Linked DNA regions of Homo sapiens: region 1 is linked to region 2. The links are chromatin loops, found by intact Hi-C in ENCODE. Cell type or tissue: heart left ventricle. All regions are shown on one strand. Each heading gives the region's core, and the rest is flanking DNA. Links, peaks and the distances in the headings are about the cores only.

Region 1 (16,445 bases), core at 5,419-13,418, 170 kb before region 2:
ACGATTTCTATGTTTCAGTATTGATCCAGAATTCCTTCTTCAGGAAACCTCAGTCTTTGCTCTTAAGACCTTCAGTGGATGAGGCCCACCCACATTATGGAGGGTAATCTGCTTTATTCAGTGTATTGGTTGTCAATCTAAAAATAATCTTCACAGGCCGGGTGTGGTGGCTCACGCCTATAATCCCAAAACTTTCAGAGGCTGAGGCAGGTGGATCGCTTGAGGTCAGGAGTTCGAGACCAGCCTGGCCAATGTGATGAAACCCCATCTCTACTAAATATACAAAAATTAGCTGGGTATGGTGGCATGCACCTGTAATCCCAGCTACTTGGGAGGCTAAGGCAGGAGAATTGCTTCAACCCGGGAGGCGGAGGTTGCCATGAGCCGAGATCACACCATTGCACTCCAGCCTAGGCAATAGAGCAAAACTCTGCCTCAAAAAATAAAAGTAAAAATAAAAATAATCTTCAGAACAGTATCTAGACTTGTATTTGACTAAACAACTGGGTATCGTAGCCTAGCCAAGTTAACACATACAATTAACCATCACATGATAGAAGCTTAGTAAGCCTCAGAGCCCAGAGAAGGTGACTCCTAACCCAGTACGTGTGTGTGTGTGTGTTGGGGGATGGGGTATAATGTATAAGCTGGAGCCTGAAATAGGCTTTAGCTAATAAATGGTAGCAGGGAGAACTAGCACATCCTTTCACATCCCTGGGTGGCCCGTTTGTGACAGGCTCATAGAATACTATGCTATATTTTACTCAGCCCCACTCTGCAAGGTGAACATGCCCCCCACTGCCTCAAGATCCTAGGAGGGGTCACAGCCTGCCTGTCTGCTCTGATTGCTATCGGCAAGTTCAGCCTTGATCCCTGGGGCATTGGTGTCAGGCCAATCACCCAACTGGACAACGGAGGAATGAACATCTCCCCCTTCCTCTCCTTCAGTGGGACTGGGGACTCCTTCCTGGCATCCACTTCACGTTCACATTCAAGAATGTGAATCTCTCCATTTGACCCCTTGTGAACCCAGTCCAGACCAGCCCCATGTGCACCAGCCTGCCTGGTGGCCCCCTGGCTGCCTCCTAGCCCTGAGGACCCCTCCCTGCCTGCCCCTGGCAGAGGGTGTGTGTGAGCATCTGGTGCTGCTGCCTGAGCAGTCCATCAGCCTTCACACCGCTGTCACCAGGAGACGTGGTGGAACGAAAACAAAAGACGTGACAAATTTGTCCTTTTCTCTTTATAATTAACCAAAATATCACAGCATGTAGCAAAGCACGGCTCCTAATTAACAGACAGTCGAGAGGCGATTAAGAAAAAAAGCTGTAGTCCCTTCTCATCACCCCTCCCACATGCGCTCCCACCTCCCCATGTGGCAGCCCACCCCCCACCCCCGTACACTCAGCCCGCCTCCCCTACCCCATAATTATATTTGCAGGAGAGAATGATATTCTGGTCAGACACGACAGACAGAAAGAGCCCAGTCCCCAGTGAGGCAATTAATATTTCACACCTGCCAAAGCAAAGTGGCAACTGCAAGGGGAGGAAGAGACGCTGGAAGGCGACTCGCATTGCCACCAGGCCGGGGTTTGCAAAAGCCAAGTAAGGATCGTCCTTCTGTTGGGCTGCAGGAATGGGCAGGCCAGGCTGGCACAGAAAACAACTCTTTAGGGTCTGCATAGAGATGGGGCAGGGGAAGTCATTGAACAGAACAAAGAATCTGCGACTGTATGTGCTCCTACTTTGTTCCCTAACTCCCAGCTCACTTCCACACTCTGCACACATTCCCAGCCCTACTGAGAATGTAGCATGTGCAACCCTAAGGGGTTGAGGTACAAGCGAATGCAGAGCAAGTGGGCACAAAACACCCACCTGCAACCCCACCCCAGCCCTCACTCCCACTGATTTGTATGCCGCCAGTCCTGCCTACCACCCACAGACCCTCACGCCGTCTCCAGTGCTCCCTATTGGAGCACATACAGTGCACACACTCATGCTTTTACACACTCACACTTTTACACACTCCCATACAACCATCTCCAAGTCAAACAATCAAGTAAGAGTTACTGGCTACTTATTAGGGTCAAGTTCTTGGAACTGAGACCTTGAGAATCTAGCATTAGTTCTGGAAATAGAACTGCCTGAGATTTTATACAGAGGAACTAACAATACAGAGCCCTGATTGGTAAGGGACACTTGTGTGGTCTAGTAGCTTCCTAGCATGCATCGAGAACTTACCAATTGTCAGTCGTGCTCACCAGCCACTTCACATGCCTACAAAACTAGTAAAGGACAGATCAGACCATTGTGTTTTACATTTAAGAAATCTGAGACTCCTGAAGGTTAGGCATCTTACCCAAGTTAGGAAGTTAACGAAGCTGGGATTTAAACTCAGTTCTGTTTGATGCAAAATGTGTGTTGCTTATTCCCAACAGCCAAAAGCTGGAACAACCCAAGTGTTCCACCACGGATAGATGAATAGATAAACAAAATGGGGCATATACATACAATGGAATATTATTCAGCCTTAAAAAAGAATGAAATTATCATATATACTACAATAGAGATGAACAGGGCATTACACCCAGTGAAATAAGCCAGTCACAAAAGGAGAAATACTGTATAGCACTGTATATTGCTTAGATGGGGTACCTAGAGTAGCAAATTTGTAAGGACAAAGTAGAATGGTGCTTACCAGTGGCTGTAGGGAGGAGGGGATGGGGAGTTACTGTTTAATGGGTATAAAGTTACAGTTTGGCAAGATGAAAAGAGTTCTAGAGATGGATAGTGGTGATGGCTACACAATAGTGTCAAAGTACTTAAAGCCAAAGAACTGTAGATGGCAAATTGTATGTGTTTTATCACAATGTTTAATAAAACTTGTGTTGCTAACTATCATGCCAAGGGAACAGAGAAGGAAGAAAGATTCCTGTGTGCTTGGTGACCAGAGAAAGCTGCTTGGAGGTGAGATTTGAATGGGACCTTAAAGAGTGGGGGAATTTGAATGAAAGGAGTAAGGGTGGACAAGGTGGCAAAATAAACAAAATGCAAGAGAGACATTGGTGTCTACTTGGAGGATGGAATCTGTGGAGACTGTTTCAATCAAGGGAAAATAATTTTCTTTTTAAATTGAGATGGAGTCATGCTAGAGCTGGAGTGCAGTGGTGCGATCTCAGCTCACCACAACCTCCATCTCCCGGGTTCAAACAATTTTTGTGCCTCAGCCTCCTGAGAAGCTGGGACTACAGGTGTGCACCACCACGCCTGGCTAACTTTTTTGTATTTTTAGTAGAGATGGGGTTTTGCCATGTTAGCCAGGCTGGTCTCGAACTCCTGACCTCAGGTGATCTACCCACCTTGGCCTCCCAAAGTGTTGGGATTACAGGCATGAGCCAACATTCCCAGCCCAGGGAAAACAATTGTATCACAGATGGTTCCAGCAGGGATTCCTGAATCGGATGAGAGGCTGGATTAGGTGCCATTCGGATATCTTCCAGAGCGAAGAGTTTAAGATTCCACAACAACTGAGCCCTCTCTGAAAATGGAAGTGGGTAAATGAGTCTGCTTGAAGTGCAGGGGACCTGAGGAGGAACAAGGCCACCAAGGCTAGAAAAGAGAAGTAGGAGTGGGTGAGGAGAGCTTAGCCGAGGCTAAGCTGAAGAGCTTGGATTGTGTCTCTAAGCAATGGCAAGCCCTTGCAGGGCCTGAGCAGGGAGTGGCTGATGACCTGTGGCTTGAGGAGACGCTCCTACAGAGAAGGAGGAGAAGATGGCGGGGAGTGGAGTAGGAATTGGAGCGTGAAAAGGAAGGCAGCCTCACCCAGGAAGGCGCAGTGCTCCTGAGGCTACACTGGACAAAAGGGAGGCCAAAAGAGACTCCAAGGCTTTACTCATGGACAAACAAGAAAGTGGCAGCACCAGGGACACTATCACCTTGAAACAAAGGTGCACAAATAATGGAAGCTGTGTTTCACCTTGGACTGCAGTCCAGCCCAAGTCCCCCAGTCAGGAATGATGACAATCACCCCTTACGCTGGCAAGCCTTGTTGATTCTGCCTCCAACACATGTCTCAACCTCATGCCTTCTCTCTAACTCCACTGCCACCACCCCTGTCCAAGGCACAGCCCCTCTGCTTCCCTGTCGCTACATTGAGGTATAGATGAGTACATCATCATCCCCAATTGACTGGGAAAGTAACTCTAGTAAGTGATATTACTCATTTAAAAGATCACACAACTATTACTGATGGACTCTATTCAGAAATCTGAGTCTCCTCTTTCAAAATCAGAGCAGTTCTGGGGTCCAAGGACCTGTTCAAATGTTAGCCATCATCCATTCTCAGGGAGCTTACAATTAATTGTACCTTTTCGTGGCCCAGACTCATAGCTGGAATCTCAGTGTGCCCCTTTGCACAGTGAGGCCATGAGATCAGGATCCCATTAGTTAATAAGCCTCATGGATCTGCATAATGGCTATACATTCCTTCATTTATTCACTTCTTCCATTTGTTCATTCATTCATTCATTCAAAAGTAAACATTGAACAGATCCCATGAGCCAGGCATTGTGCTAGGCTCTGGAGATAGAGTCCTGAACATGACATACAAGGTCTGCTCTCATAGAGCTTATATTCTAGTGGGTGGGAGGCTGGAAGAGAAACTAGAAAGAGGCCATGCTGTAGTAGAGGCAGGAGAGGAAAATGGCTTGGATTAGGGAGGTGGTTGTGGAGATAGAGAGAGAATGAATGTAAGTTATGTATCGGAGGTAGAATCAGCAGGGCTTGCTGATAGATTGGATGTTAGAGCCAGAGGAAGAGACGGGGAGAGGAGAGTAACTCTTATTATGAGAATTAGAAGAGTCGGGCACAGTGGCTCATGCCTGTAATCCAAACACTTTGGGGAACCGAGGTGGGAGGATCACTTGAGCCCAGGAGTTTAAGACCTGTCTGGGCAATATAGTGCGACCTCGTCTCTAATTAAAAAGAGAAAAAAAAATTTAAGAGAATTAGAAGCAACACATGTAAGGTGGGCAGCATAGTACCGAGCACACAGTGGTGTTCAAAGATGGTTACTTCACGTATTATGAACACTGAGGGGATTAGAAATTAATCACAGAGCGGTTTCTACAAGGGAGGACAGAGGGGAAGAGTAATGGAGAAAGATTTCTGGAAGACGTGAATTCTCAGCCAAGTGTAAAGCAGGGGAGGGAAGTGGATTGACATGGGGGTGGAAGAGGAGGGTGTCAGGAATTTCTGGTGGGAGGCAGGAAGGAATAGACCAAACATTGGCTTGAATGGGGGAACTGTGAGTCATCAGACTTCAGAATCAATTAGGGTTGTGTGTATGAAGATTCTGCTTATAAAAAAGAACACTTGACCCTTGAACAATGAGGGATTTAGGGGCGCCAATTCCCCCACAATTCAAAATCCATAGAAAAGACTACACATTGGGTACAGTGTACACTGCTTGGGTGATGGGTGCACCAAAATCTCAGAAATCCCCACTAAAGAACTTATTCGTGTACTCAAACACCACCTGTTCCCCAAAAACCTATTGAAATAAAAAAAATTCATATATAACTTTTGACTCCTCAAAACTTAACTACTAACAGTCTACTGTTGACCAGAAGCCTTACCAATAGTCTATTAACACATATTTTGTATATGTATGATGTACTGCATTCATACAATAAAGTAAGCTAGAGAAAAGAAAATCATGAGGAAGAGAAAATACATTTACTATTTATTAGGCGGAAGTGGATCATCATAAAGGTCTGCATCCTTGTCATCTTCATGCTGAGTAGGCCAAGGAGGAGGAGGAAGAGAAGAGATTGGTCTTGCTGTCTCAGGGCGGCAGGGGTGGGAAAAAGTCCTTGAATAAGTGGACTTGTGCAGTTCCAACCAGCTGTAATATGTACGTAAGATTTTACTGAATCCAGATCCTAAAACGAATTCCTATCTCCTCTTCAGATCCACAAGCCTAGATTGGGAGATGACTTCCTCCACTCACAGAGTCCCCATTTCTGTGCACCTAAAGGAGGAAATGAAAGCTCTGAGACGCTGAGGGGTGAAGGCCCTGGACCAGGCCGGCGGGGCTGGCACCCTGAGCCACCTCAGCACACCTACAGCCTGCAGGCTCCTGAGTATCTTCTAAGAAAATAGCCCCCAACCCAGTGTCCATGCTGGGTTCCTCTTCTAGCAACTGCTGCCCCAGACAATCTCCCCTTTATTTTCAATCCCCACTCTCCACTGAGGCTGTGTCCTCCAACCTGCACAGACTTCAGATGAATGGCCTGGCCCCTGGCACACACAGAACCCCCAAACCCGACACTGGCCCACCCTCCTGCATGCTGCCGTCTGTGTGGGCAACAAAAGCCCAGCCTCCATGAGGGGCATGGGGCAGAAGCCGGAAGCAGCTCCTCCAGCAGGGGGGCCCTGCCGTCCCCGGTCTCATGCCATCTACTCCTGATTTTCTCAGTGTGGCTGAAGACTCCGGGGTTCCCCGAGACACTTTCAGGGGACCATGAGATCAAAATATGTTTATGATAATACTAACACATGATTTGTCCTTTTCATGGTGCTGACATTTGCACTGGGGATGCAAAGGCATTGGTGGGTGAAACTGTTGACACCCACATCAACCAAGTGAGAGTACGAAGTCTGATAATAGTCATTTTATTTTCTCGTCACTACACCCTCACAGTTTTTTTAAAAGCCATTTTTATTTATGAATATTCTTTACGAAGCAGTAGCAATCACTAATTTTATTCCATCTCAACCCTTGAGTACACATCTTTTTAATATTCTGTGTGACTACCTTAGAAGTACACACACGGCGTTTTTGCTGAAACGTGATGCTTGTCTCACAGAAGAAACGCTTGTGCAATTGTTTGAGCTTTGAGCTGAGCTAGCCACTCCTTTCACAGAACACCATTCTTACCTGAAAAAACAACTGACATGCCACAGTTATTAATACTTGTGTTTTTGGTAGAAATTGTCTTGAAAATGAACAAAGTGAGCCTGTCACTTTAAGCAAAACGATTGACAGATTTGTGGCCAACGATAACATTTGAGCTCTCACATGAAAATTAGAATTTTGGAAAATTTGTGTTCACCACCATGAACTTGATAGCATCCCAATACTTAAGATCTTTCCTGATGAGGTCAGTGGTAATAGTAACAAATCTGTCTTGGCTTTTTAAAAAAAAATTTGTATAATGAAATGTGTCAACATTTGGAAGATCTTCATAACTCAGTGAAATAATACTTTCCAAATGTCCAATGCATGATTTACACATGGATAAAGGAATCATTGGAAGCTGTAAAACCACCAGTGTATTTTCATGCATTTCATACAGTACATAAAATCAAGTGTAAAATGTTCGTCGATATGGTTTCAAATTCCACATTGTAAATAATCTTTAAGAAACTACCATTTATTGAGTTTAAGTGTAGTATCAAAGATAAATAGCCACAATTATCTGAAACAACTATTAAAAAATCCTACCTTTTGCAACTACATATCTGGATGAGGCCAGATTTTCTTCCCATATTTCAACCAAAACAACATATCCCAACAGACTGATTGCAAAAGCAGGTGGTGGGAAAATTCTGCCAGACATTAGAGAGATTTGTAAAGATGTATAACAATGCCACTCATCTCACTGATGTTCTTTTGTTTTGGAAAATGTTACTTTTCATAAAAATATGTTATTTATATTAGTATCTAATATGTTTACTATTTTCTTTTATTTTTGAGACAGGATCTCACTGTGTCACCCAGGCTGGAGTGCAATGGTGCAATCACAACCCACTGCAGTCTCAGCCTCCTGGGTTCAAGCAATTCTTCCACCTCAACCTCCTGAGTAGCTGAAACTACAGTGCATGCTACCAGCTAATTTTTGTATGTTTTGTAGAGATGAAGTCTTATCATGTTGCCCAGGCTTGTCTCGAAATCCTGGGCTCACATGATTCTCCCACCTCAGCCTCCCAAAGTGCTGGGATTACAGACGTGAGCCACCGTGCCCAGCAATTTTACTTTTTATTTTTTTAGTGATAGGGTCTTGCTCTATCACCCAAGTTGAAGTGCACTGGCAAGATCATGGCTCACTGCAACCTCAAACTCTTGGGCCCAAGCAATTCTCCTGCCTCAGCCTCCCGAGTACCTGGGATTACAAGCATGCTCTGCCATGGCTAGTTTTTTCCATTTTTTGTGGAGACACGGTCTCACTATGTTGCCCAGGCTGGTCTCTAACTCCTGGCCTCAAGTGATCCTCCTGCCTTGGCCTGTTTGTTTATTTATTTATTTTATTTTATTTATTTATTTATTTTTTGAGATGGAGTCTCTCTCTGTCGCCCAGGCTGGAGTACAGTGGTGCGATCTCGGCTCACAGCAAGCTCCGCCTCCCAGGTTCACGCCATTCTCCTGCCTCAGCCTCCCGAGTAGCTGGGACTACAGGCGCTGGCCACTATGCTCCACTAATTTTTTTTTTTTTTTTTTTTGTATTTTTTAGTAGAGATGGGGTTTCACCGTATTAGCCAGAATGTTATTTTTAAATTAATTGAAAATAAGTATTTAAAATTTTGTTGTCTTAATGTCTAATACAGAAAATACTGTTTGAAATTCAACCCAATTAACGAAAGCTCTTTGGGGTCCTTCATAATTTTTAAGACTGTAAAGGGATCTTGAGACCAAAAGTTTGAGAGTCCCTGCTGTAGCTCACTGTTCCTCACCACTATCTCCTTTTTTGGGGCTGGAGCCCTAATGTTTCTCCTGTGTCCAAGTCCCAGGGTTAAGTTTCTGAACCACAATGCCAGGCCCAGACTACTCCAGCCCCCTCCAGGGATTCCATTTTGGGGTGGCCCATGAGAGCTTCAGACTGCTGTGTGTCCCACTGTCCTTACCACCTGCCCCTGCCCACATAGACACACATGCACATACACACCGAACAATTGGTCCTATATGGAGTGAAAATCAATGTCTTCCTAGTGGCAGCATTTTCATCCTGGGCAAATCAACCTTTTAGGGCTTATCTTCCTCACCAATAATACATGGTTGTTAATACTAAAGTCATCCTCGTTGGGCTGTTGTGAGATTTAAATGAGACTTTGGGTGTGTACTAGATATTCTGCATCTGCCAATCTCCTCTCCTCCCTTCCCCACCCTGCTCTGTGCTCCTGGAGGCTTCCAACTGGGTCTTCCAGGAGACTCCAGAGGAAGAAGATGAGAGGGCTGATCACCCTGCTGCATGCATGCATGTGTACACATGCGTGCACACACACATGCACACACACGTGCACACACACATGCACACACAGTTTGGCAATGCATCTAAGGGTTGGACAGCCCCGGTCTCATGCAGAGTAACTCCTCCTTCCCTGGTCCCAGCATGCCCAGGGATGGAACTTTGCTCTCGCCAAGGTGCCTTACCCCACTTGTTGGTTTCCTTTAATAGCCACACCTTTGTAAATAGCACTCCCTTAAATTATCCTCAATGGACTTGTCTGAGTATGTCATTTCTTTCCTGCAGCAACCTTGACTATATAGGGTGTGTAATATTATAATCTTGGATGTGTCTGTACCAAAGAAAGACCTGTTTCTTTCTGATTTAATGTCTTCTATGACCACTGGGCACCCCCACTTCTGAGGGATGCAGGAGAAGATGGGGATTTTATTCCACTCGGCGCAGTTTATTCTTAGCACCACTTACGTTCAAGGAACTATTCAGAGAGTTTGCAAAGATGCCCAAGGAATAATTCCTGCCCTGAAAGGGAACAAATGAACATCCTGCGCTTTCCCATCTTTGTGCCTTTGCTCACAGTGTTCCCCTCACCCTGAATGTTCTCTTTCCATCAGTCTAAACCCTCCACTATTACCTTCTTAAGAAACCATTCCATATCCCCAAACCATAAATAAAGCCTTTCTCCCCCAAACACTTCTTTTAAAGCACTTATCTGTTTTTAGTTTGTATTATTCAGTTTGGTTCAACACACATTTACCTGGTGCTTATTTTATGCCAAGCCCTAGGCCAGATGCTGAGAAGTGCAAGGAAAAATATTACACAGTTTCCCCCCTAAGGGAGCTCACTCTCTAGCTGGGGAGACAGAAACATAAATACTTACGATGCAAAGGGAGAGAGGTCGTAACAGAAGTTTGTACAGAACTCTACAGGTTTTAGTTAAGGGAAACACTGTGGAAGCATCTATATAAATGTGGGGCAATCAAGAATATTAGAAGGATGGCACTACACTGTCAGGTGTAGGTTAGGGGAGGCTGGAAGCTTCAGCCTAACAGAAGTCCAGCACACAGGCACATCCGACATGGCACAGAGCATACAAGCAACCATTGGGCAAGCATGAGGCTGTGCTCTTGTTTCCCTGCTACATCTATTGATGGCCTGCAGGGGCGGTATAGGACCACCCCATGCCCTGGTGCCTGGTGGGCCATGGACCAGCTGAAGCTTGATGTCTGATGAAAGGGCTCTAGCTGCTTCCCATCTAGAGTCACAGACCAGACCATAAACTCTGACAGTGGTGCCAGCATAATCCCCCAAACAGCCAAACCTCCAGGGGTCATGAGGCTGAGCACAAGCCCAGATCAGCCATTCTGCAGGAGAAAGCTGGGCAATTTGAAATGATGTAAATTCAAGATATCCTTCTCTCCACAGCTGCACAAGGTCTTGTAAACTCACTATCACAATGAAGAGGACCAGGGAGAGGGAGAAGACATTTCGAAGACTGAGCATTTACCCCCCAAAAGAATGAGTCATTGTTTTCTGACAAGATGGCCAATGAGCATAGGCTACTGGCTCCCACCTCCAAAATTAATCTTGGGGAAACCACAGCAGAGAAAATATACCATGGATCTGATGATCCAAAGATAAAACAGTGAGAAATTCCAGGAAGACCAAAGGCTTCTGAAGACAGAGATCCAGTGTGTGTGAAGGAGACGGGTGGGTGGATGAATGGGAATAGAAAAGGGAGAAGCCCCAGTGGGATATTAGTTGCTCCAAAGTTGTGGTCTTGTACCCCCTCTACACACACATGCACACACACACACACACACACACAAGGTGACCATTGTCTACCTAGAACAAGCAGCATCATAACCAAGTCCTCAGAGATTCCAAGAATATAATCAGAGAAAACCAAAAACCCTATTAGGATAAGAGCTAATGGGACCAGAAATGGACTTCTGTCTGCCCTTGGGCATTCGTTCATCCATCCTACATCCTCTGCTGCCCCTTTAACCCTGAAGCCTGCTGGATCTACTAAAGGGATGGCCACCTCCCAAGTCTGCTTCTTTGAAAGGAAAATACTGGACAGAGGGGTTGCACAGTAAGAAAGTAGCATCTAAAAGGGATCCTAAATTGGGAAGGGGGATAGCAGGTTGCTGGAACATATCAAGAGGGTTTCTGTGGAACCAGGGGCTCTCTGGCTTGGAGCTCATTCCCTCCCCTCTTATTTAAATTCAGCAGGAAGTAATAGACTAAGATTTCAGATGCTCCTTCACTACACAGTACTGCGCAGAATAACTGACAGCCCCAAGGGAACATAAGTTTACGGGCCAAATTAATTTGACCTCAAGGAATAAAACCACTTTAAAAGAAAGGCAACAAACTGAACAATACGCATCCTGTGAACCAGGATAATTGAGACAGATACACCAAGATTTTAAACAAGCATAATAAATATTCCCAACAGAAGAGAAGATACTAAAATATGGAACAGGTAGAATAAATTATAAAAAGGAAACAAATAGAAATATTGTATATGAATGATTTGAAACAAACAGAAGGGATAAATTACTGGATGGACATCCCTGAAAGCAGAATTTCTAAGCTGAAAGATCATGTCGAGATGTTCTCCCGCAGGGCAGCAGCAGCAGATGAAAAGATAGAAAATATGAAATAAAGGCTAAGAATGTTGTGACTTACATTTACTTACAATATGGTTATAAGTAAACTGAGGTGCTAATATCCAAACAATGAGATTCCCAGGAGGTGAGGAAAAACATGAAGGGGAGGAAACATTTGAAGAAATAAGAATAAAAGACAAAAGACTTCAGATGGAAAGGACTTGCACAGTGCCAACAAGAATAAAGAAAAACCCACACCTAGAATACTTCAGTGAAACTAAGAATATTAAACATACAGAAGAAGGCCAGGAGCAGTGGCTCACGCCTGTAATCCCAAAACTTTGGGAGGCCGAGGCAGGCAGATCACTTGAGGACAGGAGTTCGAGACCAGCCTGGCCAACATAGCGAAACCCCGTCTCCATTAAAAGTACAAAAATTAGCTGAGTGTGGTGGCACATGCCTGTAATCCCAGCTGCTTGGGAGGTGGAGTCATGAGAATCACTTGAACCTTGGAGGCAGAGGTTGCAGGGAGCCAAGATCAAGCCATTGCACTGCAGCCTGGGCAACAGAGCAAGACTCTGTCTTGAAAAAGAAAAAAATCAGAAGAAAATTCTAAAAGTTTCCAGAAAGATAAAACAGTCACCTAAAAAAGTAAGGAATCACAATTTATTAGATTTCTGAAGAGTACATTGGGCATAGGAAAACATGGAGAAAAATACGTTTGAAGTATTAAAGGAAAAAGAATATTGAACCTAGAATTTCATATCCAGCCAAATTGTCACTTACATGCAAGAACGCCATGAACATATTTCCAGGAATATGAGGCCTCAGAAAGTTTGCCACACAAAATCCCAATTTGAAAACACTCTTGGAAGAGTACCCGATAAAAAGAGAAATAAATTCAGGAAAGTGCTGAGAGAGAAATATGATGGAAGAATGGTCAAATTACTTGGTACAAATTATTGTGTAAAAAAAAAAAAGCAAGGATCAAAGAAAATGTAAGAAAAAAGCATATCCAAATAACAAAAAGAAAAAAAAGAAACAGAAAAACCCATAAACCAGGTCTCCACCTACACTAAAGTGTATCTGTGAGGATGTTTAGTTGTACATGCATCCAGGCTTGCCCTCACACAGGTCTGTGCGGTGCCCCTGCGGAGCACACCTCCATGCCCTGTCTGTGTGGACCTGTGCATTGGGTTTATATCAAACATGGAGGTTTCTTTAGTACTTGTCTGGTTTGCTCCCCTAGCTGTTCTAACCCCTCAAAACTAAAATTGTAGACATTATCAAGACAAATAAATATAATTATAGGTTTTGGATTAAAGGCAGCCACCATAATAAAAAAGTAGAAGATAAAACCTTTAAATAAGCATAAGAAAATTTGATCTATCCAATAGAAACCATAAAGAAAACAAATAAAAAATAAATGTAGAATAAAAATAAAATATGAAATAACATAGCAGAAATAACTCCTCAATTAATAGAATTACAATACCCATACAGGGATTTAGTGCATCAATTAAAACACAGAGGCTCTGTCCAAAATTAAAACAGTATGGTACTGCTGCACTAATAGGCAGACTAATAAAGCAGGAGATAAAGAAATAGATGAAGTCCATAAGAAACGTATTATATGAAAAAGGTATCATATCAAATCACCGGAGAAAAGACGAACTTTAAAATAAATAATGCTAAGGCAATTGGATAACTATTTGGAAAAGGATAAAATTGGAACCATACCTCACACCCTATCCAAGAATAAACTGCAAATAGATCAGATGTGTGATGCACACATGAAATCACACAGGATTAAAGGAAAACAGGGTGCTATGGTTTGGATATTTGACCCCTCCAAATCTCATGTTAAAATCTGATCCTCGATGTTGGAGGGGGTGCCTACTGGAAGGTGTTTTGAGCCATGGGGGCGGATCTCTCATAAATGGCTTGAGGCCTCCTCCCCGTAATGAGTGAGTTATCACTCTATTAGTTCCTGAGACACCTGGTTGTTAACAAGCGCCTGGCACCTTCTTCCTCTCTTGATTCTTCTCTCTCTTGCCTCCACTCTCATCATGTGATTTCTGCACAAGCTGGCTCACCCCTGCCTTCTGCCGTGAGTGGACACAGCTTGAAGCTCTCACCAGAAGTAGATGCTGGCACCATGCTTCTCCTAAAAAGCCTGCAGAATCATGAGTGAAATAAACCTCTTTTCTTTATAAATTACCCAGAAATTACCCAGCCTTGGTATTCCTTTATAGTAACATGGACTAGGACACAGGTGAGTTATCTTATAATCTGGCTTATTAAAAAGTCTTATTATGACTCCCAATTCAGAATCAATAAAAGACAATATTGATTAATACAATTACATTAAAAAAAACTTTTACATGGCTGAAATCGCCAAAAACACAGTCAAAAGACACATTATATAATGGGAAAATATTAGCAATTGGCAATGCATATCACAGATAAAGGTTTAACACGCCTGTTGCACAAACAACTCATAAAAATCAAGGAAACAAAGAAAGATATACAAATCATCCATAAATATATAAAAAGAGCATCAGAATAAGAGAAATGCTAATTAAAATCACATAGATACCATCTTGCAATTACAAGATTGGCAAAATTTCAAAAGCTTCACAAAGCATTCTGTTGACAGGATATGGAAAAATTGGCACTCAATTTCAATGCTGGTGGGAATGCAAAATGGTAGAACTCTACAGAAGGGATTTGGCTATATTTAATATAATATCTAATATCTGGCAGTATCTAACACAACTATGTATGGATTTAACCTTTCATCCAATAAATAATAATATATTAATTTACTTTGAAGATCCATATCCTAAAATGTGAAACAAAATATGTACAAGATCATTCATGATACATGTTGAGTATCCCTTAGCTGAAATGCTTGGGAACAGAAGTGTTTCCAATTTCAGATATTTTTTGGATTTTGTAATATTTGCATATAAATAATGAACTATCTTGGGCATCAGACCCAAGTCTAAATATAATATTCATTTACGTTTTATATATACCCTATACATGTAGCCTGAAGTTAACTTTATACGATATTTTTAATAATTTTATGCATGAAACAAGGTTTTAATTGCATTTTGACTGTGACCCATGAAGCAAAGTCTGGTGTGAGATTTTCCACTCGTGGCATCATGTCGGCACTCAAAAAGTTTTGGATTTTGGAGCATTTTGAATTTCAGATGTTTTAATTAAGATTCTCAACTTATAGTATTATTTATAAGGACAAAATATTGGGAAGAATCTGTTATGCATATATGAATGATAGATTGGTAGAATAAGTCATTGTATATCCATTCAAAGGCATAATACACAGTTATAAAAATGAGAAATAGCTCTGTAAATTGATGTGAAGTGATTGCCAGGATATTTTAAAGTAAAAATCATAGATAGTATGTTATATTTTTGTATGAAAGAAAGTAAAATAAAAATATATTCCCATTTTTGCAAAAGAAACATAGGAAGGATAAATCAGAAGCCAGGGAAATTGGTTTCTGGCAGGGAGTGAGTTGAAACAAGAAGAAAATGCTAAGAAAGGGGAACAGTTCTTTAAATGTACCTTTTGTTTAGTTTTACTTTTTGACCCACCAAATATTTTACTATACGTGAAAATAAAATTAAATCATCAAATGTTTTCCTCATGTTTGATGAGGAAAATTGTATAAACAGAAACAAATGAATTTATCTATATACCTTTGGTAGTTGACAAGGTGTCTATACAGAAGGGAAACATCAATCCAAGTAACTCTTTTTTTTAACTTTGCATATAATGTACCTTATTTATATATTTTTTTATTATACTTTAAGTTCTAGGGTACATGTGCACAACGTGCATGTTTGTTACGTATGTATACATGTGCCATGTTGGTGTGCTGCACCCATTAACTTGTCATTTACATTAGGTATATCTCCTAATGCTATTCCTCCCCCCAATCCAAGTAACTCTTGAGAACATAGTATTTGAACTGTACATTCTCAGGGGGACATGTTCTAAATAAAATAAGAACTGCAAAGAAAGTTTGAACTTTGTTTTGTTTTGGTAATGATATACAATAACAATTCCCAAACTATTTTGGCAAATGACTATATATGCTGATGTTGTTGAGAACCAGGGAGGCTAAGAATCTTTTGGAGAGAATCATTGTGGAAGAACAAGATACAAATAAGGAAAGGAAAAAGAAGAGGAAAACTCCTGTAGTATTAGATTGAAGTTAGAAGTGTTTAGTAAGTACTCATTACTTTTTTTAGGCATTTATTTTTCTCCAATCTTACTGAGTTATAACTGAAGTACACTAAACTCCATATTTAAATGTAGTTTGTTGAGTTTTGACCATTTTACATTCAAAAAAATTGCCATGATAAAGACAACAAACATTTCCATCACTTCCAAAAACTTATTTGTGTTCTTCAACATCCATGCCTGCCTCTACCTCCATTTGTAAGCAACCACTAATCTACTTTCTGTCACTATAAATTAGTGTGTATTTTCCAGAATTTTATATAAATGAAATTATATGGTATGTGCTATTTTTTGCCTGGCTTTTTTTTTTTT
Region 2 (16,445 bases), core at 6,156-14,155:
CCGGGTTAGAAAGGTTTGTCAGTCTAGGGAATGAGGAGAATCAGAATAAAACTAGGGCAGCAGGCTGTCCGCCTTTGGTTGGGGGAGGGAGGCCTCGAAAAATCAGGGTCCCGGCTCTCTAACCTGTCTTTGTCGCAGGTCTCACGTTTGTGGGGAGGGGGTTTACCAAGCCCTGCGCCATGCGCAGTGGCCCCCACCCGTGACTGCGCATCTGGAAGCGCAGTGCGCCCTGGGTCTCTGGCCTAGGACGAGCACCGCCCTTCTTATTACATAACTGAGGGCATGGCACGCGCCTTCTCGGCCCTTCCTTGCAACCCTACCTTCTTGCTCCCCAGGGCCCATAGAGCTGGGGAGGGTCTGACTGGGTAGCAGTGAAGGACTGCAATCCCTGGGAGGGCTAACTCTTGTCTAGTTACTGGCAGGAGCCAAGCTTGAGGACAAAAGTGGTGGTTTTCTAGCCTCATCTTGGGGAAGAGGCTACAGAACATCCTTCTGAGTGCCCCATACCACCTATGGCCCCTAGGGCCTCTCTGGTGGAGGGGGTGGCACCCTTCTTTCACTCATGTCCCATCTGATTTTTGAGAGGATGTTTCTGAAGGAAAAGATGTGATGATTATCGGGGGCTTGGTTGGGAGGTAGTTTTGACAGTTTACTCCCCTTGTCACTGGCTTCCCCTCTTTTCCCTGGGTGGGTTTATGATCTTTCTGGACTCCTCTGATGAGCTGCCATTTTGGAGCCATTTCTGCTGGTCTCCGACATGGTGGCGTTGGTTTTTCTGTCCTGCTGTGCCAGTTCCGCAGAGTGGGCGGGGGGCGGGGGCTATGACGGAGGAGGGGAAGGGGGGGCAAAAGCACAGCAGAGGCAGGCACAGTGGTGGCTGCCGCAATGAAGGTGGCTCTAGGGGCAGAGCCGCCTAGTCCCACCCTTGGACACAGTCCTGGGTGGGGATTCAGGTGGAAGGCGTCTGGGTAGGGGTTCAACACCTGGGCCCGGCTTTGCCAGAGCGTGGGTTTCCCATGTCCTCATCAGCCTGGTGCTTGGAGTAGTTCGGAAAAGCTGAGTGTCTGAATGAGAGTGGAGGCAGAGGCTCGGCAGCTCATCTCAGACGTGTCAGACCCGTGGTTTGTGTTCCCCAAATAGGCTCTGTCTCCAGCAGCCTCCCTGTGGGGACAGGGAAGTGAGGTCCATGGCAGCTTTGAGGATCTGTTCGGATGGTCCTGCCTGCTTACTGTTTTTCTTCTCTTTCTCCTCCATGCCCCCTGCCAGTGCCATGGTTCCAGCTGTAGTCCTCTTGTGAGGCTCCCCGCTGCCCGTTCCCCCTCTCTCCAGGCCCTTCTGCGTGCAGCGGCCATCTTGTCTTTCTTGCTCAGAAACTTAAAATGGTTTCTCATAATTCCCAGAGTAAAATTCCTTCCCTTTAGCGTGATGCTCAATGCTGGCCGTAACTGGCCTTAGGTTTCCTGTACAGTCTTACCTCTCTCAGTTTCTTTTGGTGGACCATAGGTTCCAACAAAACCAGGCAACTTCCTTTTCCTATCTGTTTTCACCAGTGATGTTTTCCATGCCTCTTCTCCTCTGCATCCACCTGTGGCAGTCTCACTTTCTCCGTGGACCTCTCCTGATTTCCTTGGCAAGAAGCAGTTCTCATAACCACCCCTGCCCTTTCAGCCAAACTTCCATACAGTCTGTCCCTTTTTATGGTACTTTTGTTGTGTTATGATTATTTGTGTATAAGTCTTATGTCACCTATCAGATTGGGAGCTCCAGGAGGGAGGCTAGAGAAAGGAGAAGGAAAACAAATACCTATTTGGTGCCTTCTGTTTGACAGATACCATGTTATACACTTTCCCTGCAGTTACTTCATTTACTCCTTTCCACAGCCCTGTGGGGAGCATCCCATGTCTAGTAAGTGGCCTGGTCATGACTAGAGCCCTGGTCTTCCAAAGCCTTTACATTTTTCCTCTCTGAATTACTGGTGTTTACAAGATGGCTGTTATGAAGTAGATCCCCAAAATTTGTCTATTTAAGGAATTTTGTAAGTCCCTAATGCTCTGAGGGAGTTTGGGTGGTCAATCTTGTGTCCATGGTCTGGGTCCCTCAGCTGTTCCTTGACACTGTCATTAACTTTCTCCTCTTCCTTTGTGGTCAGGTTCACTCAAGATGATGGCTTTTTTCTTGTAGCTGAAATTGATGGATTAACTGACTCAGTTATCCTGGTTGCCTTCCTCGTACAAGAGGAGGGAGAGGTGGAGTGGGATACAGCATCTTCAAAGCCAGAATAAGCTCCAGAATTAGAGAGCAGGGAGCAGAGACACTGGACTTGAACAGACCTAGGTTTTCATTGTGATCCTTCTTCTTAGCTGAGTGACTTTAGACAAGTCATATGATTTAAGTTTTCAGTGAGATGGAGCTACTACAACTGTTATACAGAAATGCCTAATATATTGGCAGCAAATAGGTTCCCATCCCTACCCAGTGGTTTATCAGGGACTTAAAATGGGAGCATAGCAGGGGGCTAGAGAAGAAATGGGGGAGACAGGAGCTCCTGTGCCCTAAGTGGTATCACAGCAGGGGCGCAGAGGAGGTAACCTAGGCGTTACGCCCTTCAAGCCTGCAAGGTGTACTGTCCCCCACCTGCCATAAATACCCCTTTACTTCTGCATCAGGAACATGCCATGGCATCTGAGTGGTGGGGGCTGGTGACGGCAGAGGGAGGGTCAGTGAGCTTTCCTGGGAGCCTTTTGATGCCAGGTTAGTTTCCCTTCTTTCTGAATCTCAGCAGTGGCTGCCTGCTTCCCTGACGCTGCTGAGTCCCACGGGAGGGGAGCTGGGCACCCTGAAGCCCCTCGTTACCAATTCGGGGGCCGCGGAGCAGAGTGTGACGACAGCCAGTGAGTCGTCAGTCGACGGCAATGGGGACCCTGGTGACGGCTGCTTTGTTGTTTTTTTTCCTCTTTGGAAGATGACTCAGTGTATCGGGAGCCGGGAGATGGAGCTCTCAGCAGAGTGGCCAGGATGTTCTGTCAACATGAAAGCTACAAAAACAGCTCGGGGCTCTGAGCTGATCCTTAGCCTGGGGTCATTTTCAGGGAGGGCTGGACAGAGAAGGCGGCCACCGCCCGGGCATCAGGATGGGAGCGACACCAGGTAACTCAGCAGGGCTCTGGGAACCCTTGCATTTTAGAGTCTGAAAAGAAAATAACAGCTGTATGTGTTATTAGATGAGCTTGGCAAATAGGGTCACTTTTTGAGTTCTTCCCACTAGTCCCAGATGACAGACATCTTCCCAGGGCCCAGAAAGCCCTTTGGGATTTTTCACCGTGGTTCTCTTTGTGATAGTCTTGCTGGTCATTGCCTTGAATGAAGGGCGATTCGCTTCTTGGGGTAGGGGTGGGCCAGGCCGACCTCAGTGAATGCGGGCGCACCTGTACCTTGGGAGAAGTGGCCGTGGTGGGGCTGTGGCGTCTTGAGAGTCCTCTGCCGGGCGGCGCTTCAAGATGGCGGATCCGCATCACCGTCACTAAGCTAAAGGCTGGCTCTTGGGCAGCCTGCGTCAGCCTCCCCTTTCCATATTGACCCAAATCAGAGCTTCTCTTCTCCCCTTCATCTTCTTCCTTTTCTTCTTAGGTGAAACAGTGGGCCTTGAGTTCTTGACCCTTTTAATTTTGTTTGCGTCATCATGGCGGCTGTGGGTTCTAGGCTTTTCTCCATACCGCAGCTTTGCGCTATAGGCGCGTGATCCCCCCGCCCTGCCCCGCCCCGTCCCGCCCCGTCCCGTCCCGTCCCGCCCCGCCCCGCCCCGCCCCGCCCCGCCCCGCCCCGCCCCGCCCCGCCCCACCCCACCCCACCTTCTTGCGACCGAGAGAGAAGATGCACCTCCACTGCCACTGAATGCGGACAAACCGTCCTCCCCTTTCTCTTCTCTACCCCCTCTGCTGGAGCGTGGGGCAGAGGGACAAACAATTGCTTATGAGGATGAGGGACAACTTGGCCGCAGCCCCCTCCCTCCTTTCACTGGGTACTATTTTTCAGTCTCATGCTTTCCCGCGGATGATGCTAGCAGTGACATTTGTCACTGAGCACCTCCTCTTCTCTCCAAGGACCTCCCAGGGTGACTCATTTGGGATCTCTGGTAGGAGTGGCTCCTGGGCCTTGGGAGCCAGAGCAGGGCAGGGAGATGTGACCGAGGTCACATGAGAGAGTTAAGCAGGGCAGGGGGTGGGAGCCAGCCATCCCCACTCAGAGTGCAAAGGCAGACACAGCCGCTTCATGTCATGTTTTGCACCCGAGTAGAGAGCAGCTTGACCTAAAAAGATTGTATGTATATGGACGTTGGAACCTTTCGTGTCTCATTTTCTTTGTCCCAAGCTGTGTATATGATAAGAGCCTGGATTTCGGGCTTCAGGCAGCTCTGTGGTCTCTCAGGTTCATTTTCTGAAAGAGGTGGTAAACAGACCCTCCTTCATCAGACCCTGCATCTTCTGTTACTGGCCTTTCTCCAGGACATAGGTCCCATGTCATTTTGCCCAACATTGTCTTGCGTCTTTCATTGGATGGCGGGCAACAGCTAAGGGTCATCATCCCAGAGCCACATACTAACCCAGATGGGCCCCTGGTTGGGATCTGCTGGATTCATTGCTTGGTTGGCTCTGTGAGCTGAGCCCACCTATCTTCCTTTCTCTTCTTCCTCATAGAGGACTCAGGAGAGTGCAGCTTGCTCTGTGAGTGGGTGACAACCTCTTGGCGACTCAGGCTCAGCTGAGGATGGTGCCAGTGTGCCGGAGACAGCCGTCATACTGCCGGATAGAGTGGCTCACTTGCATGTATTTGGAACAAAAAAAGGAGATGCCTGGCAGCCCCGCTCTCTGCAGTAAGTATTCATCTGCATTCTTTTACATTCCTTTATTTCTTCGAACATCAGAAATGGGTAGATGTTTATTGAGCCCAGCCACCTGCTATGCCTTCTCCATTCTTCTCCCACACACCCCACCCTTAGTCCTCCAGAAGAGAGGACTAGATTGATTTTCTCATGCTACTGGATAGCTGCAGAGAAGCTAGAATTTGCTGTTCAGCCCCCACACATCCCCCTCACATTTGGGAGAAGTTGATTTTCCCTAAAATGGAGCCAACAGCCTGTGTCCCTCAGTGTGGAGTGTTAATGGGCTGCCTGGAAGGACCCTGTGTGCCCTCACGGCCCCCAGCCGGGAAGTGAGGCTCCCCATTGGCTGGCAGTGGGAGGATGGTCCTTGCCAGCACCTAGCATGGTTCTCTGCCAAGTTCTAGCTCCACATCTCCAGGCTGGTAGGAACCTAGACTATATATAGCATTGTGCTAAGCAATTCTTATCAGACGTGTCTGCCCTCCCCTGTGGGAGTGGAGCACTTCTATCAGAGAACCAGAACCTAGAGAGCATGAGCCATCTCCAAGGGCCTTTTATTCTGGGAAGGGGTGTGTGTGTGTGTGTGTGTGTGTGTGTGTGTGTGTGTGTGTGTGTCTGTCTGTCTGGTTCAGGGCTGCTTACTTTCCTCCTGTATTGCAGATGCTGATAGATTGAAAGGTCGTGCTAGATGAAGGTGCTGATGTGGGATGAGGGCCAGGAAGGGCTAATAGCTCTGCGATGGATATTGAGCTTAGAGGGAGAGAAGCTAGGGGCATGTGACATGGCTGAGGGTACAGTTGAGCCCTGCCTCCGCTTTCTCTTCCTGGTTTCCTGTTTGCCATGCTTTGCCTAAGGATGTCTTTTGACCTCTCTCTTCCTTCTTTCGGACCTCTTGCATTCCCTGCCTTCCTCCACCACTTCCTCCTCCCTTTGATTTTCTTTAGGATATATGAGGGCAAACACAGTGACTGGCATCCTGGGTCTGTGTCTACTCTTCATCCTTACCCATTTGGGGTTTCTGGAGATCTGGCTCCAGTTGGGCAGAGAGGGCTCAGCTGTCCTCTGGAGGAGTTTTGGTGGTGGGTGAGCATGTTGTGTTGGCTGGTTCAGGGCAGGGTGGGTTGGATATTCCCCTCTTTCCTCTCATAGGTGCTGTTGAGCCACCAATTTTTGTGGTTTTGTGACCACAAGTGCTGACTGATGCGACATGACCCCAGTCTTGTCAGTGAATCATCACCAGGCTGCTTACTGGAAACTGGATGCAGCAAGGAAATAGGATTTAACCGCTCTCTGCCTCCCAGGTAAGTCCAGTGTGGGCTGCTCCCTCCAGCCTTCCCCCATCCTCCTTCCTTCCCACGAACACCATTTTCCTTATTCCGCCGGGGAATCCTCAGACGTCTCCATTCAGAATCTCCCAAACGATTGTTCTCTTTTTTGCATTCTTCTCCTTCTGGCTTTTCTGTGTGGGGTTAGTAACCAGCACAGGGTTGGGGGCAGAATGGGCAGCTGAAGTGGTCGGGCTGTGCGGACGTGTGGGAGATAGCTGGGTAGTGTTGCTGGGTGTGGCAGTTGGCAGAGCATTTGGGCCTCCCACAGTAATAGAAACTCTCTTTGGCTCCAGCATCCAGCAGGAGGTTCTGGGTTTAACCCCTCGGTAATCCTGGGAGCCTTCCTGGTGCCTGGGGATTCTCTCCCCTGTGTAGTCTCAGTGGATGGCCTGTCTTAACTCTAGATACATTTTGCCTTGAGGGGGCTTAGTCTAGGTTGGTGGTCTGGAGTTTGGACTGGGCTGAGCAGTGAGCTTTGGGACTCTCCCTAATTTTGGGGTTTCTTTGAATGAGCCACTTTCTTCCTCTAGGCCTTCATTACCTTTGCCTTAAAAAACAAAATCCCTGGTCCAGTAAGCCATTGCAAAGCATCTCTAGGAAGTTGACAAAGAAATGCTTTTCTTCTGCCTCACTTGCTGCCGATCACAGTAATAGCAATGGTGATTAAAAATGAAAAATGATGACGGCCTGCAGAATCAGGGAGGTCAGTGGCATCATTGATACAATTCACAAAGCAGACTCTCGGTGCCCACACATCACTAGGAAGTCTCTCTCCTATCGAGTAGATGACTACAGCATTCTTGGCCAGTAAAGCCAGTTGGAATTAGCCAACAGCAGATTGGTCTGGGCTCTAAAGATAAAAGGAATTATGTTGGGTAATTTTCGGAGGTACCTATGGGATCCTACCTCTGGCCACACAGTGGTCGCCTCTCTCTGCTCATATGTTTCGGTGGGGGTGGGGGGTTCCTCTTCCCCATGCTGCTCCCGTTGCTATCCAGGGAAGATTGGCCAATTCTGCTTCCTGTTATTTCTTCTTCTCCTCTGTCCATTTGAGGTGAGTCTCTAGGTTGGCTGTGAACAGCCTGAGGAACCCAGGGCTGTTTGGAAGAATCTGATGTCTCTTCCTTCAAGGACCCTGACAGGTCTCAGCCCTCCAGCAGTACTGCAGTGAGGGATGGCAGGGGGTGTTGGAGTGGAGAGATATCGACTTGGGTGCAGCTGGGGAGACTAAAAGGAGTGAGCCAAGTCCCTCAAGAAGTGTTGGCTAGAGTCTGGCCAGCCCTGGCTGTAGGGCTGGAGCCAGACGTAGCTGCTGGCTGTGCTTGGGAGTCTCAGCCCTCATATGTGCAGTGTGTCCCTGGGCATGGCTCTTCGTGATCCCCACTCCCACGAATAGCCCTGTCCTTGGTTAGATTGGGAAAACCAGGGTGGGAAGTAAAGGGGAGGTTGGTTTTGCTCGTGGTCATGCAGTTATCTCTCTGGCCTCTGATGTTTCCAGAATTGGGATTGGTGCTTCCCTGCTGATTTTCCTATTTTTGTCCCTCATCTGGTTCTTTTCCTCCTTGCTCACCAGCCTGGGTTCTACACACATGACATGGGGCATTGTGTGTTCCCAATGAGGATAGCAGAACAGTTGGTATCTCCTGAGAGAGGGGCCAGCATATCTGGCACTTTTTTCTTGACCTTTGAATTTCTGAGGTCTGGGAGTCAGGAGGCAGCATGGGGCCTCTCCATCCGGGATCCAGCAGAGGTTAACAGAGTTGGTGGCTCTGGAGCTGAGGTGGTGTGGCTTGGCTGGGAGTTGTGGGGGAGAGGCCCTGCCAGGGGCCCTGATTGGTCAGTACCTTCTCTATTCCATTGAATCCTGGTCCGGTCAGCTCTGTGAATTGTTTAATGCATATCTTGGCTCTGTCCCCTGGCTCGAGTGTCCCTAAGGCTGCAGCCACAGCTTTAGAGAGGATCTGTACCTTGTGCTGGTCACTTTTTTTGGGCGTGTTACCTCCCTCTGAGATATGTAAGAGATACCACCCTTTCCCACCAGCCGGCTGTCTGTGGGAGGCCCTCATTTTGCTTTGCTTTTCTGAGACTTGGAGTGACTGTGAGGAAAGCATGGACTGAGTTTGCTTTCTTGCTGGTTCCTTCCACAAGAGCTGCTCATGGGCTGATAAAGCCAGAGAACACCTCCAGGGCCCCATGGCCTGTGCGGAGCCTGGTACCATAGTGTCAAGCCTACAGGGATGGACTGGGGACATGGGGGCAGATAGAGCCACGTGGGGAGGTGGTATGTGTGGTTAGATCACAGGAGCAAGTCCAGGAGGGTGTGGGAGGACAAGTCCAGTGCTCAGCCAGGGCTGCCTGTCATGGCCCAGGATGGATGTGTGCATCTCCTGTGAAGGATTTGCGTCTGAGTGCCTGGTACTGAAGGTAGGATGGTGCCCCGATCAGGGTCTATAATGAGGCATGAAGGTATGAGATGGGCATCAGAGTTGTTGGTCCAAGGGAAACTGACCTTTTTAAAGGGCTCTCCTCTCCTTATCTGATTTCATCCTCAGAACAACCATATGACATAGGGATCACTTCCCTTTTATAGTTAAAGAAACAGATTAAGTGACTTAACCCAAGGTTATGCATTTGGTAAGTGAGGTTGTTGAGATTTAAATGCATGCACTTCTTATTCCAAAGCCTCTACGTTATCTTTACTCTTTTGGGCTGAAGTCAGACATTTTTGTGAACTAAGATTCTCAGAGGACTGATGTGAACCAGAGTGAAAAGGCAGACACCCGAAGGAACTTTCCAGTCACTGGGGACGGTTGTGCCGCATTCCTTTAGGGGGAGGCAGGGCAGACCCAAATGCCCTTTGGTAGCCATGGACAGGCAGAGCTGAGTAAGGCCAGTACATGGCGTCTGCTGCTGTGTACGGAGCCTCTGCTATGTGCCAGGGACTGTGCCAGGCGCTAGAGATACAGAACTTGACAAAGCCAACTTTCCACTTTCATGGGGCATACATTCTAGTGTGGAGAGACACCGCTAATAATGATTTTTAAAAAGAATTTAAAAATGTACAGGGTAGACATATATGGAGATTGTGTGGGGATGAAAAGGGGGACCCCCCACACACATAAGGAGGAGAATTCAGATGATGGTCAGAGGGTTCTAGAGACTTAGGACCTCAGCCATCTGAAGCCACATCAATTGAGCTTTCCTTCAGGGAGTTAGGACTGACACAAACTAACCCCCTCTTTTTTCCTAATAACTTGGGAAATCCATCCAAGGTCCCCATGGCTTACAGGAACTTGTCGTGAGTCAGGGATCAAGGTGGAGTAGATGTCAAGCCTTTGGTCTCCGGCAGACTGGTTCTCTCCTGTCTGCCATGGTTGCTGTTGGCCTTCTGCCTCACACCCTCCCAGGCACCAGCTGACTTCTTTCCTCAGCCTGGTCACTGTGCCCCACACTTGTCCATGCAGCACAGGGAAACGTGCAGGTTAGGTCTTTGCCGAGCCATTGGTCAAATGTTCCTGCAGGAGGCTGGTTCTGAACTCAGCCTGTCCTGCCAGAACGAGCCGTTCCCAGAGCTAATCGTCTCACGATAGGGAAGGGATGGGCACCAGGCATAGAGAAGTGACCTGTGCCAGATGCTTGGTTGAGCTGTGTCTTGAGAGGCGGAGGCAGGTTGGTGGTGCTGGGGACAGGGCAGGCATGTGTCATGTGTTCAGCGCATGTAGCTCCAGGGCTCGGGACTTGTTTACTTGGTGGAAGAGGCAGCGGACCTGCGGAGTCAGGCCATGTGATTGTTGGCTCTTTGGCTGATCATGGACAGCTGACCCGCCGGACTGCACACACTGCCATCTGCTGCCAGGGGTCTGAAGTTGCACAGGGATGAGGTAGTGTAGTTGGGGGTGCTCAGGGAGGAGGAGGGTCAGGAAAGTGGGGTTTGTGTTGCTCTGTGTTGAGTCAGCCGACCCTGATTCTGGTCCTAGCTCTTGTTGGTAAAAACTCACTCACTTTCCTCCTTTCAGCTCCAGTTTCATTATCTATGAAATGAGGGGATGGAACCAGAATCTCTTTGGAGGTTCCAGCTGTATCCTGGGGCCTCCCTGAATGTTCATGGAGATGTTCCTTAGCCAGTAATTCAAGATGAGGAAAACTAGGCCCAGGTTTCCACAAGAGAAGGGGAGGGATCTTGATGACCTGTCTCAGAGCGGCTGAAGTGGTACTGTTGGAATTAGGGTGGGTGGGTGGGAGGAGGTAGTTTTTAAAGACCTCCCAGAAGTGGAAGCAGAGGGCTGGAGGTTTCGTGAAGGTGTTGATGAGGATCCACCGGGTGGTAGGGGACATGGCTACGCGCTTCCCCCGGGAGGCTTGTTGGAGATGGGTTTATGTGGGAGCTGCTGGGGGTGCCTGCTGTCCTGCAAGGGGCTGACCCAAGGGACCCTGCTCTAGGAAAGATGCTCCGTCCTGTCTGGCCCTAAACCCTGGAGAGAGAATGCAGCTGTGGTTTGAGGGAGGGTCTGTGCCCCTTGCTGTCAGGAAGTTTTCCTTTATATTTAGCCTTCTCTTTTCATGTATTTTTTGAGGCCCTCGACTAAAAAATTAAATTTAATTTTAAAAAATAACAATGAAAAAAATAAAAAATAAACAAAAATATCTCAGAGCCACTGGTTCCATTTTGGCTTTTTAGTCTTGAGTCACTCTTAAAAAGATAGCAAAATAAAACACATGCAGGAAAGCCGAAGGTCCCAGGCCCAGCCAGATGGGGGCTAGGAGTGGCTGGGACTCTGGCCTAGCTTCTCCATGGCAGCGTTAGTCCCAGACGTACACCACTTCTGCAAGGCTGTGTGGGTAGGAGCCCCTGGGGCTGAGGGGGCACATTGTGCAATCTGCTAAGCAGAATGTAGAGTTTTAAAATAGCTACCTTTCTCCAAGACACTATCTGCTTGCCGCTTTGTGGGATGTTTACCTGGGATTAATAATAGCTGAGTGCCACCCCACTGCCAGTATGGAATAGCAAACAGCGATCTGGGCTAGGACTCAGGCAGGAGAGGAATGGAGTAATAACCATCGTATCAGCTCACATAGTTCTTTTCATACTTGCTGGCTCATTTGGTCCTCACACAACCCTGAGAGGGTAGGTGGTCTTATCCTTGTCGTTGGTAAAACTGAACCTGAGAGTCAATCCTGCCAAGATCTGACTGCTTGTAGCCGCTTCTCGTGGGTCTCCCATCTAGGTCCTCTGACTTCAGCTGTTATTTCTCTGGGTTCTGACTAGTGGGGCAGGGACAGGAGTAGGGGAGTGGAGTCTTTGGCAGTTTCCTTAATTTCTGAAGGCCTTAGAGGGCCTAGAGATGCCTTTTCTATGTGTTGAATGGGAAACGGAACCTCAGCATGTCCAGGTTCTCCAACTCTCTGATTCTTCAGACTTCTTGGAGCTCTTGTGAGAACTGGCTTGCACTTTTTGGCTGGGAAGCCAGCCACTCACCATGTGTTCTTGGAGAGGTTTCCTGTATTTGGAAGCTTCTGGAATATGTGATGCATCAAACCACTGTGACACATCTGTATGGCACCTCATGCCTATGCACACAGGCATGCTTCTGCTGAGTGCAGCTCACTTAGAGATGAGGCCCAGTGTAGGGTTTTTGAAATTTTTCCAACACATTTGTAAGAGATGCCCTGAGCCTTGCCCAGCATGCATGTTGTGTGTATGCTACCTGTTTGCTGGCTAATGTACAGCGCCTGCTGGAAGCCTTGGCTAATGTACAATGTAAAGTAAGGGACTAGAAACACTGGCTTTAGTTCTGAGTGTCTGCTTCATGATTGACTTGAAAAAGTAGGGCTTACCCACAGAGAGAAAGGTGGGTAAGAGAACTCGTGGGTGTCAGTTTTCCTTAAAGGCAGAGCATAATCCCCCACTCTTTATAAGGGCTGGTAAGGCAGAGTATTGGACAGCAGGACTTCTTGGCCAGTTAGCCCTCTTGAGTGACCTTTGTTTAAATAGACCCAGAACTTGTATGAAGGAGGAAATAATGGTTTATCTTTATTTACAGCGGATTTAGCCATGATGGTTTAGGCTTTTTCTGGGGGTATTCCTTTAGGACAGTTGAGGTTGGACAGGGGCAGCATGCATATGTGTCTCTAAATGTCTGTCCTTTGGTATTTCCTGAATGCATCCTTGGCTCATACTGAAACCCTGTGATGGGGAATCCACAGCGGAATTGTTTTAGTGGATAAAGCCTTCTGTAGCTTCATGTGTGAAGATTTGTCATGTTGGATCCAGTTCATTCTGTCCACTTGAAGGATGGAAAAGAGAGTGGGCAGAACTTGCAGCAAGGAGAGTGATTTGGGCTAGACTTCTGGGAGAACTGTGCATCACCTCTGCTGAGGGTTCCTGAGGAAAGATGAAGCCTCTTTATTTGAGGTAGGAGACTCGGTGTCCTCCACAGGATCCTCCCAGTCCCAAGTCTGTGGCACTTTGAGACAGTCCCTGGAACAGCATGAGGTTTGGGTGCCAGGATCTAGAGCAGGCATTTCTCTCCATCTTTCCCATCTGTCTTCAAGACAGGCCCAAGCTGGATGCAATTGAGGGGATGCATGGGCAGGGTACACCAATGTGGTCATCGAATCTGGAACTTTGACCTTGTTTCCCTTTGCAGAGAGAACTTCTGGCACTGATCTTATAGGAACTGGTGTTATTTGCATATAAAAAAAGAGAAAGGCATGTTGTCCCTCATCTTTTCCAGGAAAGAGTGCTGAGCTGCTCTAATCCTATGGTGGGGAGGGAGGAGGGCCGTGTAGAGGACGCAAGGCCAGACATGGTTTGCTGGGAAGAAGGTAGGAGGTGGGAGAGGAACATCCCAGGGCAGGCCCACAACTCTGGGAGCCACAGACATTGCCTGCTATACTAAAGGCAAAGGGATGTGTTCAAATAGGCCTACTATTTAGCGGTAACCCACAGTCTGAAATAAATCAGTTAATGGCTAAATGAGAGTTGTATTAAATATGGAAAATCATATTTTTTGTGTGTCATCACCACCTACAGATTTAGCATCAACAGGCCTGAAAGGCTGAGGATGCTGAAATGGGCCCTGTCCGTAAGATCATGCTTATTTTATAATGACTTTTTGTCTCTTTTCATTACTATTTCCCACTCTTATTCCTTAGGTCTACGTGAATATTTATTTATGCAGTTGTGTTATTTCCTTGGGGTACAGTTCTTCCAGTGTCATTGGCATCAATGAATATGTGACTTTGATTTCAAGTGTAAACAAACCACTGGTTCACGGCAGGGACAAGCCATCTCTGAGACAAGGGCTCCAGCAGCTGCCTACAGATGCCCTTCCCCCAATAGCCCTGGACTGTTTCGGCCAGACGCCTGAGACGAGAGTCAAGGGTGTTCTTGCAGGGACCTGCCCAACGCTATGTCATGTGTCCTGCCTGGAGGGTGGTGCTCACACATGCATCTTCCAGCCTTATTAGCTGGTACTGCTTTTCAGCTTGACCCGAGGAGTGGTATTGGAAGTTTGAGACCGTACATCCCTTGCTAGGTGAGAAGGGGGTCAGAGAGGTCAGGCACAGACAGAGAAGGGAACGCAGGCTCCTGGCCACTAGCCTCTCTCAAGACAGGTGAACTTTGTGTTAAGCGAACTCATTTAATATTTTGGGCCTAATAGAAGTTATTTGTATTTTCTCTCCTCTCTTTTCCCTCCTCTCTCTCACTCACCCTCCCCCCACTCCCCAGCCTCCAAAGAATTTAATCTGCTGGACAACAAACAATACTGTTATAAAACTTTGAAAACAAGAGGGCGCGGCCTCCCTGACAAGGAGAAGGGCATGTTGGGTAACGGCCTGAGGGAGCGTGCCAGGCCTGAGATGGAGCCGGGCGAGAGCCCAGTTGGCTGGGTACCTGGGCGCCTGCCCCTGCATAGCCCACTAGCCGCGCCATCCCCAGGCCAGAGGGGAAGGAACCAAAACAAAATGGGGGGCAGAGAAACGCTTGAAAAGGGAAGTTGCACATGTTCCCCTCTCTCTGATCTGATGGGAATGCACTAGACTGTGAAACTTCCTCCTCCACCTCTTCTCCCGAGTCCCTCCCTCCCTCTTACCCTCCTTCCTCCTCTCTCCTCCCTCCTTTCTCCTCCTTCCTCCTCCTGCTACTCACTGTTCTTGAGTCTGGCAGACAGAGGTCCTGATAGCAGAATGAGGCTGGAATAGCACCATAGGTGCAGCTACCAGCTGGGCCAGCCAAAGAGGAAGGAGAGAAAGTGGGCTTGCAGTTGGCTTTGGATTCAAATCTACCCTCTGTCTGGCCCAGCCTCCCTCCATTCTATTAGGGAAGTGGAACTACATCACGCCACAGGGTGTGCCCAGTCCATGTGTGTGGACCAGGTGTGTGCCCAGGTACTGGGGAGAACTGCCACTCAGAGATTAGTTCAGGAAGCACCCTGGGCTTCCTGGTGCCCCCCTTGGGCTGTGCTCTGCTCTGGGGAGAGTGTTTGACTTGTTGAAATGCTCTCTCCTTTGAGATGCTGTGCTCTCCCTCCAGGGAGGAGCAGAGGCTGTGCTGCAAGAGGCTGGGGCATGTCTCTGGAGGAGCTCTTGGGAACAGGAACGTGCTTCTCCCAGCGAGAGCAGCCATGCCGTCTTGTGAGTGTGGTGCCTGGTAGGATACTGCATCTGTTAGTTACTTCCCAGTGGCTGAAGGAAGTGGTCACCAGCTCTGCCTGGGGGAGGTGGGGGAGCTGGGCTTTGGGGCGTCTCCCTCCCTACCTCCAGAGTTAGGTTTCACCTGAGACTGTGGTTTCACTTTTGACTCCATCTTCACTGAGTCAAGCAGATGATTTAGGAATGACCAGGGAGCAGCATTGGTGGTTTGCCTTTGGATCTGCATTGGTTTGGACCCATGAACTCTGTGGTGGGCATTGTGTTTGTGTAATAGACCATTGGTATGCTCATTTTTCCTCTTGCAGAAAGCACTAGCTTTCTTGAAAGCAGTTCAGGGACATGCCCATCCTTCTGTGCCAGAGCTGAGCCCTTCTACTGGGGGAACATGGAGACACGCGAGCTCCAGTCTTCATTCCACTCCTCCTCCTTCCCTTTGCCCTCCACTGTCTCCTGCTGTCCCCCCAGCTCATCCCAGGGGCAGGGTAACCTTGGTGCATCCTCCCATCCAGCCAGCAGTCCCGACCCAGGGCCCCCGTGCCTGGACTGAGTCTGGGGTTTATGTCAGTAGTGTTAAGGGAGGGATGGAAAACTGAACTTTTAGGAGTGCAGCTGCCTAGGAACATAGACCTCCATACCTCTGACGCAGGGGAAACCAGAAAAACCGATGCTGGGTCCACGTAGGCTTGGAAGGCTGTTACTTTTTGCCTTCTTACCTGAATAGGAATTTGAGGGGCACTGTGGGTTTGGAGGATGTGATTCCCACACTGGGGCTCAGGGCCTGGGAAATGCAGTGGTCCCTGGGTTCTGAGTCCTCCTTTGAAGGCCACCCTGCCAGAAAGGAAGAGCCTGATGGAGGTTTCTGGGGACTTTGGGCCAGCCGGTAACTCCATGCTCCCTCTGCTCCACCCTTGGCCCCTCATGTGTATACCATTCCTTTTATCACCCTTCCCTCTGATTCACAGCCCCCACCCTGACAGCTAAAGACAGAATGCCCAGGCTGCTGCCTAGAATGACAGGAAGCTGGACTGCCCTTTCAGTTTATACATGCAATGGCCTGGGACTGTCTCTTGAGGGCAAGACATTCCCCTTTTACAAAAGAGCCTTCCCCAGGCCCCTCTCTCACCAAGATGAGCTCTTCCTTGCTGCCAGGAGCCCTGAAATCAGCATTCCCAGAGGAAAGAAGATGGCCATCTGGGCTTGGCTTCCGGCTCCCCCCATCTGGCTGGAACACACATCAGTCACGTAAGTAGCTGTGACTCAGCACCCAGCACTGCCTTGGCAGAACCTTCCCACGTTCTGGATTTGCACACACTGTGGTAGCGCAGCACAAGCAAGCAGGGTTAGGTAACTGGGGACCAGTGTCTGTTTGTTCAGTGGGTTTGCCTATGGATTTCAGAAAGAAGGATTCCCTCACCTTCCCATTTTCCTCCCATGTTATTTTTTAGGTACCATGCTAGGCTTTAAAGACAAAGCATCATTTATAGAATGAAGTAGAAGCTGTCTTTGCAGTCTCCAAACTATTTTTAACCAACAGCCTATAGATGGTATTTAACCCTCAGGTGTGTTTGGCCTGCACGGGTTTT

Evidence for each region. A loop is a pair of places that touch in the nucleus more often than their neighbours do. Peaks named below come from ENCODE experiments on the same cell type or tissue, not always from the same donor. Only the 100,000 strongest peaks of a DNase experiment are listed, where the experiment ranks them.
Region 1: a loop joins it to region 2, with 2.3 times the contacts of the local background. A loop is called at or near these places in 5 of 110 quality-filtered maps.

The regions. Positions count from the first base shown.
Region 1 is chr1:207,976,130-207,992,574 of GRCh38, reverse strand. No RefSeq gene overlaps it. Among named protein-coding and RNA genes, the nearest start is that of LINC02767, 25 kb to the right of the region's middle. In heart left ventricle, for the core only: a CTCF peak has its summit at 10,399; no DNase peak of the experiment used is centred there.
Region 2 is chr1:207,805,664-207,822,108 of GRCh38, reverse strand. MIR29B2CHG (MIR29B2 and MIR29C host gene) reads left to right here. Exons shown (of 6, transcript NR_135299.1): 2 at 2,963-3,147; 3 at 4,695-4,870; 4 at 6,029-6,180; 5 at 16,012-16,104. It overlaps LOC148696 (a long non-coding RNA gene), which reads right to left and starts at 3,730. Exons shown (of 1, transcript NR_026817.1): 1 at 1-3,730. RefSeq lists a silencer at 2,851-3,145 and an enhancer at 15,243-16,442. In heart left ventricle, for the core only: a CTCF peak has its summit at 10,058 (motif pointing left); DNase peaks (open chromatin) are centred at 9,918, 13,566 and 14,069; H3K4me3 peaks cover 4,456 bases; H3K27ac peaks cover 7,155 bases.